2 separate regions of the Homo sapiens genome follow, and region 2 is linked to region 1. A link is a contact called in ENCODE Hi-C or POLR2A ChIA-PET data. All regions are on one chromosome and are shown on one strand. The core of a region is the stretch at or near the end of the contact, and the rest is flanking DNA. Distances in the headings are between cores, read along the strand shown. Region 1 overlaps RTKN2 (rhotekin 2). Region 2 overlaps ARID5B (AT-rich interaction domain 5B).

Region 1 (4,473 bases), core at 857-3,356:
CATGGTGCTTGGCTCATAGTAATTGCTCAGTGACTCTTGGATGGATGGCTGCTCTTCATTGCCTGTAGTGTAAAGACCAAACATTTTTCTCCAGTCTTCCATTTTGACCCAATTTTTTTTCTAGTCATATCTTCTATTACTCCTAAACATAAGCTGTCGCCTTTAGCAGACATTTCTCTCCTTGTCCTGGCAACATAACCCATGCTTCTGACACCCAATTAGCTTGTGAAATAACTACATTCTCTTAAATATCTGTTTGTTTATCTATATATAATATAATCTCTGTTACCGTTCCAACTAGAAAGGATGTTTCCTTTCTCTCAATTCCTAATGCAGTTAGGAGACCCTTCACCACTAGATGGCACTTATGCTGTGCAGTCTCAGTTTCTCCAAAGTGTTCAGGAAGCTAAAGACAATGGCTTGGAGATGCCACAGATTGAAATGAATACATGGCTGACTCGTGTGTACACTAGTCAGATAATGCACTTTTACAAATATTTTCTTATCAGTACATTTTTGAAACAATAGTATATACCTCCATTGGTCCTTAAGTAATCACTAGGTTATTGGCTAAAAGTCTTGTACTAGAGAGCCTGCTGCTACATTTGAGGTACTGTCACCTAAGGAACTGTTTCTAGTAATATTTTTCTGGATAAACAAAATTATCACACAGGACGGTAGACCTACATTTTACAAAGTACGTAAATGGCCAAAATCTGAAGAATTGCATTCAGCTAAGCAAAATATTCTTCAGAAAATAACTGGAATATGTAAAAATTTGTTGCTTGTTTTATAGTTATTTATATTTGTTTTTATCTTTATAATACAAAACAAAACATGTTTTATCCTTGTATTCTTTTGCTATCAAACATGTATTTTTATGTGGTATTGTTCATTATGTGCAATAAATTTTTTGTGAATAAATTACTATAGATCTTTGAGATTTTATAAAAACTAAACATATCCTTCATTTCTTGCTTCTAATATAGTGTCACTCAGTATATAAATGACATATGTTAAGTTGCTGTTAAACACTCAAATGCCATGATAGTCAACATCTATTGTCATTTCATAACAGTTTATTGATTGTAGCAATTCATAATATTAGAAATAACTGTACATTTAGAAGGAGGCTCAAGTAAAAGTATTTAAAATAAAATAAAAAACTATTTCCTGCCCACAATTACTCAAGTGTAAAAATTGAACTTATTTCTGCATGTGTTTCTTCTTTCCAAAAGATAATTTTAAATTAAGGAACGGAAACTCTGAGAAAATCGGATACTTACGTAATGTCTTTTCATCTTTGCCTAGACTTAATTATATCTTGTATGTGTTTGTAAAAACAAAATAAAAAATGAATTCACCTTTATAAATCCATTTTTTCTTGATATTGGGATGAAAATGTGACCTTTGTTTTGGTAAAGATGAATATTTGCAACAAAGTGTCATAATGTTTTGAGATTACATTGATAGCCAGAAAATACCTGGGTTTTCTGTTTCCAGCTACATCACTCCCTGGCCAGGTCTTTATGAAACTAAATCACAAATTTATTATTTCTGCTGAACATCAAATATTTACCATATGTAAATGTAGTATTTACCGTAATTATATTGTGGTAATTAGCTTAGTCACCGACTACTAATTTAATGAATAAACCAAATCAGTTCACCAAGTACCTTAGTTTTCACTTTTGAAAATGATAGACAGACTTCTGGGACTTGATAGCATCAAGTCAGCTGTCTTATTATGACTCTCCCAGTTTACCATTAAAATGGCAATGAAGACATAAAACAAGACAAAAGTTAGAGTACTGTAAACTGAAACTGAGCCATTTGCAAGAATCTGGAAGGAAGTTCTATCATTGGAAGCTGAATTCAGAAATAGAGTTGATGGGTTACAAATCCATTGCTATCTGAAGAGCACAAGACTACCTGGAAAATCGGTATCCAGCTTCTCCTCTTGTGGAGCTGATATCTACCCTCCTCTCTTCGGCATGGGATAGAAGAAGGCTGACCCACAGGTTGTGGGTGTACAGCAAAGGAAGTCAGGATCCATGTCCCTCCCATGATAGTGTAAATAGTTAATGCTCTGTTAATCCTAACAGAGCAAGAACAGCTGTGAATAAGTACAGTTGTGAAATGAAATGAGTCAGCAGCTGTGGTCAAGCAAGAAGAAGTGGACTTTTTGGCAGGATATCAGCCAAGTCATAATTACAAAACAATAAAGCATTCTCATAAAAATCAAAAACAAAATTACAATGTCTGTTATGCCAATATAATTTAACAATTTTAGAAGTTCTAGCTAAAATAATAAGAATAAAAGATGAAACTATTGAAAATAAATTCATAGGTGGGAATTGAGCAATGAGAACACATGGACACAGGAAGGGGAACATCACACACTGGGGACTGTTGTGGGGTGGGGGGAGGGGGGAGGGATAGCATTAGGAGATATATCTAATGCTAAATGATGAGTTAATGGGTGCAGCATACCAGCATGGCACATGTATACATATGTAACAAACCTGCACGTCGTGCACATGTACCCTAAAACTTAAAGTATAATAATAATAAAATTTAAAAAGTAAATAAATAGATAAATTGAATACTGTTTGAAGATAATAGATTGTAGGCCCAGCACAGTGGCTCATGCCTGTAATCCCAGCACACTGAGAGGCCAAAGCAGGCAGATCACTTGAGGTCAGGAGTTCGAGACCAACCTGGCCTACATGGTGAACCCCTTGTCTCTACTGAAAATCAAAAAATTAGCCGGGTGTGGTGGTGCATGCCCGTAAACCCAGCTACTCCAGAGGCTGAGGCAGGAGAATCACTTGAACCCCGGGGGCAGGGGTGGTAGGGGAGGATGGAGGTTGCAGTGAGATCGCACGATTGCACTCCAGCCTGGGTGGTAGAGCAAGACGCTGTCTCAAAAAAAAAAAGGTAATAGATTGTAGACTTACAAAACTTAAGAGAATTTACTGCAACACTATTTGAATGAATAAAGAATTCAGTAAAAGTGGCTGGATTCAAGATAAATATACAAAAAGTGGTAGTTTATCTTAAAATCAACAATAACTAATTAGAAAATATAATAGCAAAAAGATACCCTTTACAAGAAAACCTCCAAAAAACAAAAATATTAATTATTCAAGAATAACCTTAATAAAAATGTAAAGACAAATTATTATGCTATTCTGTGTAAAGATAGAATATTATAAAGTTATCAGTTCCCAAATTAATTTGGATAATGGAATACTAATAAAACACTTGGGAAAGGGAAATTTTGACAAAATTTGTTCTAAAATTTATATAAAGAAATTAGCAAGTAAGAGTAAGGTGTTTTCAAAAAAGAAATATATCTAACAAATTAGTAAGTATATTATAAAGGTACAATAGTTAACAGTAGTATAGTGTTGCCAGGCATGGTGGCTCATGCCTGTAATCCCAGCACTTGGGGAGGCCAAGGAGGGCAGATTGCTTGAGCCCAGAAGTTGAAGAACAGCCTAGCAAACATAGTGAACTCTGTCTCTACAAAAAAAAAAAAAAAAGTATAATAATTAGGCAGCCAGGCACAGTGGCTCACGCCTGTAATCCCAGCACTTTGGGAGGCCTAGGCAGGCGGATCACGAGGTCAGGAGATCAAGACCATCCTGGCTAACACGGTAAAACCCCATCTCTCCTAAAAATAGAAAAAAATTAGCCAGGCGTGGTGGCACATGCCTGTAGTCCCAGCTACTCGGGAGGCTGAGGCTGGAGAATCACTTAAACCCAGGAGGCGGAGGTTGCAGTGAGCTGAGATTGTGCCACTGCACTCCAGCCTGGGCAACAGATGGCACACACCTGTAATCTCAGCTACATGGGAGGCTTAGGTGGGAGGTTTGCTTGAGCCCTAGAGTTCAAGGCTGCAGTGAGCCATGATGGCACCACTGCACTCCAGCCTGAGCAACAGAGCAAGACCCTGTCAAAAAACAAAAAAAAGAAAAATAGTATGGTGTTGGTATTTAGCTAGACAGTAATTAATAAATGATTCAAATTCATAAAAGTATAGCCAAGGAACAGACATTTACTCAGAATGGCATATATGATAAAGATGTCATAATTAATCAGTAAGGAAGAAACAGATATATATGGAGTTAGAACAGTTATTTTTATAAGAAGAATATATTTTTACCTCACAAAAATTTGACAGATTAACTTTTTAAAAGTACAAACTATAAACAATGTCTAGAAAATGTGCTGTTAAATAATAACACTTTATTTTAGCTATAGTAGTCAGAATTATTATGGAATGCAGAGGTTCAGGTCACTGTAAAGAATAAAACTTACCAAAATTATTACTTGTCATTTCTTTTTCCCTTCTTTATAGATATTCGAATACCACTAATGTGGAAAGACTCTGATCACTTCAGCAATAAAGAACGTATGTATGATTTTAATTTGTAATTGAAATGTTTTCTTTAGTATGTAGTGTAT
Region 2 (4,473 bases), core at 1,463-3,962, 260 kb after region 1:
AATATTGTGAATGTACTTAATGCCACTGAATTGTGCACTTAAAAATGGTTAAAATAATAAATTTTATGTTATGTCTATTTTACACAACAATGACAAAGAGGGGAACATCTGGGAAGGGTTATATTTTCTGTGTAGATGCATGCTTGGTTGCTCTGGGGAGGAAAAGTGGTGTCTCTCCAATCCACAACTAGAATATATCCTGGAGGGCACAGAATCGGTGTCCTAATTCTTTGGTATCCCTCCTAGACCTTTGAGAGTGCTGACAAATGTAATTGCCTACAGACAGTGTTGCAGTAAACATCTGAGCCTTCTTCCAAAGGATAAGAGCAGTCATTTCATTAGTTCACCACAGGCTCTGAACCAATGACACTTCCTAAAAGGCTGAAGGAATCTGGAGAAGGTTATCTGCCCAACATGACTGTAGCCACTGCCTGGCAGGCCTTTTTTAGACAAAGGGTCATGTGGTTAGGCAGTCATCTCATTTTAGTGACTTTAAAAAATAAAATAATCTCGCCACTTGAGGAGTTTGTCCACCATGCTCTAAGTGCTGAGCCACCTCTGCAACTGCACTGACTTCTGGGAGCTAACATCTGTGTCAAGAGCACTTTTATAGGTTGCATTGTTTTCCTTCACCTTACCGCAGGGCTTCTGGGGCAGCTCAACAAGGAAAGAAGGGAAAAGGCCTCTTGCCTCTGTCAGTGACTCATCTTAAATCAGTGGTCTTCAAAATGGTGAATCTCTCCTTTGAGGGTACGAGAAGACTTTTTAAAGGGAACCTACATAGGGATGGGGCAGATCTTCAACTTAGATACTACTCCACTCCCTAATGCATCTGCCCAAGAATGAGCCAGCAATCAGAACAGCCCATCTCCTTCTTCACCCATCCTCCATCCCTAGTCCTATTATGAGCACTAAAGAGTCAAATCAAAGTATTGGTTTTGGAGATGCTTCCTTATTGATCTATCAAGGAACCTCAAGCCATAGCCTTTTGATCTTTCCCTTTTTGCACATAGTTCTGTTCAAGAGGAAGCTTAGCATTAGAAATAGAGTACTTTGGCCTGTGTTATGATGCTCTAAATTCAGAAAAGCCAAACTAATAAAGGTTAACGATGCTGATCCATTAAAGTGTAGCTGGAATGCACGGCAAGGCTACCAGATTTTTTGACATAAACTGCATAAACCTATGCATAAAAATTTTAGATAATTTATTTTAGAACTGTTGTGCTTTATTAAACACAGATTTAAACTTCAGATTTTTATCAAATCATATGTAATATGTCTTCTAATTATAGTTAATCACCATCTTATTTCATTTCCTATCATGTTTAACATTTTTTACTTATTAACACAAAATTTATTCAAAACATGATTAAAAATGTAGATGTCCACTTAAAACTGGGCAAAGGAATACATGGATTATTTTTTTCAAAAATCTTTTAGAGCAGCATTATTCAATAGAAACACAATGTGAGCCAACTTGTAATTAACACATTGAAAATGTAAACAGAAAACAGGTGAAATTAACTTTAGTAAGCTATTTTATCTAACCCAGTATATCCAAAATATTATTTTAACATGTGATCAATAGAAGTGATTACTGGCCGCACACGGTGGCTCACGCCTGTAATCCCAGCACTTTGGGAGGCTGAGGTGGGCGGATCTTGAGATCAGGAGATCGAGACCATCCTGGCTAATACAGCGAAACCCCGTCTCTACTAAAAATACAAAAAATTAGCCAGGCATGGTGGCACATGCCTGTAGTCCCAGCTACTTGGGAGGCTGAGGCAGGAGAATCACTTAAACCCAGGAGGCAGAGGTTGCGGTGAGCCGAGATTGCACCATTGCACTCCAGCCTGGGCGACAGTGCAAGACTCAAAAAAAAAAAAAAAAAGTAAAAGAAAAAAAAAGATTACTAGTGACATATTTACATTATTTTTTCATAGTAAGCTCTCAAAATATAGTGTGTATTTTACATTTATAGCATCTCTTGAAGTGGACAAGACACATTGCAAGGGCTTAGTTGTCACAGGTGGCTAGTGGCTACCTTATTGAACAGCATAGCTCTCTTTAGAGCGTCTGCCTGAAAAGAAATTTTAAAATCATTGTGTCCTGGGTCCGAAGAGGCACTTGGGAAAAATGAGGTTGTTCTGTGTACAGGTTCCTTTTGGCCAACTATCTTGAGATAAGATGTTCTGAAATATAGCTAGGAGAGGAGAACAGAACAGGAGGAAAAGCCTCACAGTGCCTGTTATTTCATTGTTCTGATACCCCAAAGCCCCAACAAAGACCCAAAGTTAGCAAGTATAGTTATTTTAGTAGAGATTCTCGCTTGCCACCTTTGGTTTCTGGTGAATAACAAAAATCAATTCAAAGTAAAATAATAATCTCTTAAAAGCTTCAACTGTTAAGACCTGGTGAGAGCCCTCTCCTCTGGGTTAAACATATCCTTCTGCTGTAACCAGCTACAGGTTCACTTGGTGCCATGTCCACAAAACCATCTGCTCTGTTTTCTGTCATGACACCCAGTTGTTCAGAATGGATATTTCTTTCTTTCTTTTTCTAGTGTGCACATTACTAAAAGTAATTTAACAGCTGAAAGAGATACTTATGAAACCTACTGGAAACTGAAACCACTATTTAATCTCACGGCAAAGCAGTCATATAAAAACTCCGGCACCTTCTAATGTGCTGTCACAGTGCACCATGGAAGAACATCATTGAAAGCTGATGATACAGATGTGCTCTGTTTTACTTCCTTTTTGTACAGGGTTAGTACTGAGTAAGCTGATGTAAGACAGGAGGAGGATGGCTCTAGTTTAGCCACCTTTCCCAAAGTACCTACCATCTGCTGAAAATCATTTCCACAGCAAATATCCCCTTTTCCCCAATCTCTAACATCCAAACCTACCTCTCTTTTCTCATAAAAGACAATAAACAAATTGCTCGTGACTACTATATTAATTCCAGTGATAGTTCTGTGGTTTCATACCATGAGTTACCAGTGCTACAGATCCCTGTTTCTGGGTATCTCTCAGATATTTCTTTAAGGTTATTTCTGTTTGAAAGGGTTGGCAAACTATGGGCCAAATTCAGCCCAACACCTGTTTTTGTAAATAAAGTTTTATTACAACATAGTCATGCACATTCATTTACATATTGTCTTTGGCTGCTTTTACACTACGACGGCACAGTTGTGTGATTATAGAGTGGTGCATTTGCCTCAGAGACCTTATGGTGCACAAATCTAAAATATTTACTATCTGGCTCTGCTGACCCTTGATCTAGAGAATATAGTCTTGCTGCCAGAAATCTGCTATTTTGGATCACGAATATCAGCTTAATTTCTAAGATACAGTTACTCTGTAACACTTGGCTGCATTTACTTGTTCAAGCTGGACTCTCCTTTCCAGAATATGGGTTCTTTGAAGGGCAGGAGCTAGGTCTGTAGCATGTCTGAATTCCTAACACCCTGGAAACAAGCGAAGCACATGATAGATTTTTAATTAATGTTGGTTCTTTTTCTGGTTATTCACTGTCCCTCTGTTCTCATCCTACTCCCGGATCTATTACCCATTCTTTCTTCCTTGCTCTGTGACCCCTGAATGTTGTATCATTGGGCTCCCTCATGGGCTGGCTGGCTTCTGCTTGTTCAGCCAATGGGAGACACCTAACAGATCGCATGTGGGAAAGAGTGAGAAGTTGTCATATTTCTTCTCTGCCCCATCTCTGCTTTGGCCTGGCAGCTCTGGCCAAGGCCACAGCTCCACCCTGACGGCAGCTTTCACCAGGTAGCACTATGTCTTCCTCTTGCTTCTTACTAGTGCCCAGATGTCTTCATGGTTCTTTTCACCCTAACCCCATCTCTATAGTCTTCCTTTGGTTCCTTTTGTTAAGCCTTGGGTTCCCAAACTGTAAAATGGACTTAAGAACAGTGACTTCCTGGGGGGTCTTTAACAGTAGTTAAAAGATGCAAAGTAGTCAGGCTAATGTAGCACACAGTGAACGCCCCGTAGGTACTTGTCTGATTATTGCTTTGCAAGCTGTTTTCCAAAGTATGCCAAGGAACACTAGTTCCTTGAGAAAGAAGGGAGTATGTTACCAAGGGTTATGTGGAAAAGGGGCACCACAGCACGGGAAACACTGAGTTTAACAAAAAGTTACACAAACAGCTTGGAGCCTTTAACATGCTAATGGACATTTTAATGCACAGGGGGGAAGATGCTGCTTTTTCTGACTTTATTTTACCATGAAATCCTCTCCCATCCGCTTCCTCACCCTCCCCCACTTTTTTGTCATTCATGGCTCACCTCAACAAGTTAGTGTTTCCCTGATCACATTTTGGGGACATAACACACCCGAATGTTGATTACAGCAATTGCCCTGCTCCCTTCAGCTCTCCTTCTCAGCACACACAGCCAGCTTAACACTGTATAATTACAAATAGTTTATTATGCATGGTATAATCACTCATCT

What was found. A loop is a pair of places that touch in the nucleus more often than their neighbours do. ChIA-PET counts read pairs that join two places held with the same protein, here RNA polymerase II (POLR2A). Pooled maps may share reads with other maps.
Region 2: a map with no recorded cell type shows a loop between it and region 1 (9-fold over the local background). The contact joins two enhancer-like sites. A Hi-C loop is called at or near these places in 4 of 168 maps with a recorded cell type or tissue (A673, PC-9, endothelial cell of umbilical vein and 1 more), 17 of 37 single-sample maps with no recorded cell type and 20 of 50 pooled maps. POLR2A ChIA-PET finds 5 or more read pairs at or near these places in 12 of 52 experiments (HEK293T, MCF 10A, OCI-LY7 and 7 more).

Annotation. Positions count from the first base shown.
Region 1 is chr10:62,241,089-62,245,561 of GRCh38, reverse strand. RTKN2 (rhotekin 2) reads left to right here. Exons shown (of 12, transcript NM_145307.4): 4 at 4,367-4,420. Among named protein-coding and RNA genes, the nearest start is that of LINC02621, 16 kb to the left of the region's middle. Within about 2 kb of position 2,106, at least 12 of the 41 ENCODE cell types and tissues checked have a DNase peak (open chromatin) inside an H3K27ac peak, as active enhancers do; they include OCI-LY7, where a contact is called at or near this core.
Region 2 is chr10:61,986,355-61,990,827 of GRCh38, reverse strand. The region is part of intron 3 of ARID5B (AT-rich interaction domain 5B); the gene reads right to left. Among named protein-coding and RNA genes, the nearest start is that of ARID5B, 87 kb to the right of the region's middle. RefSeq lists enhancers at 2,416-2,665, 3,766-3,905, 3,905-4,473. Within about 2 kb of position 2,712, at least 7 of the 41 ENCODE cell types and tissues checked have a DNase peak (open chromatin) inside an H3K27ac peak, as active enhancers do; they include OCI-LY7, where a contact is called at or near this core.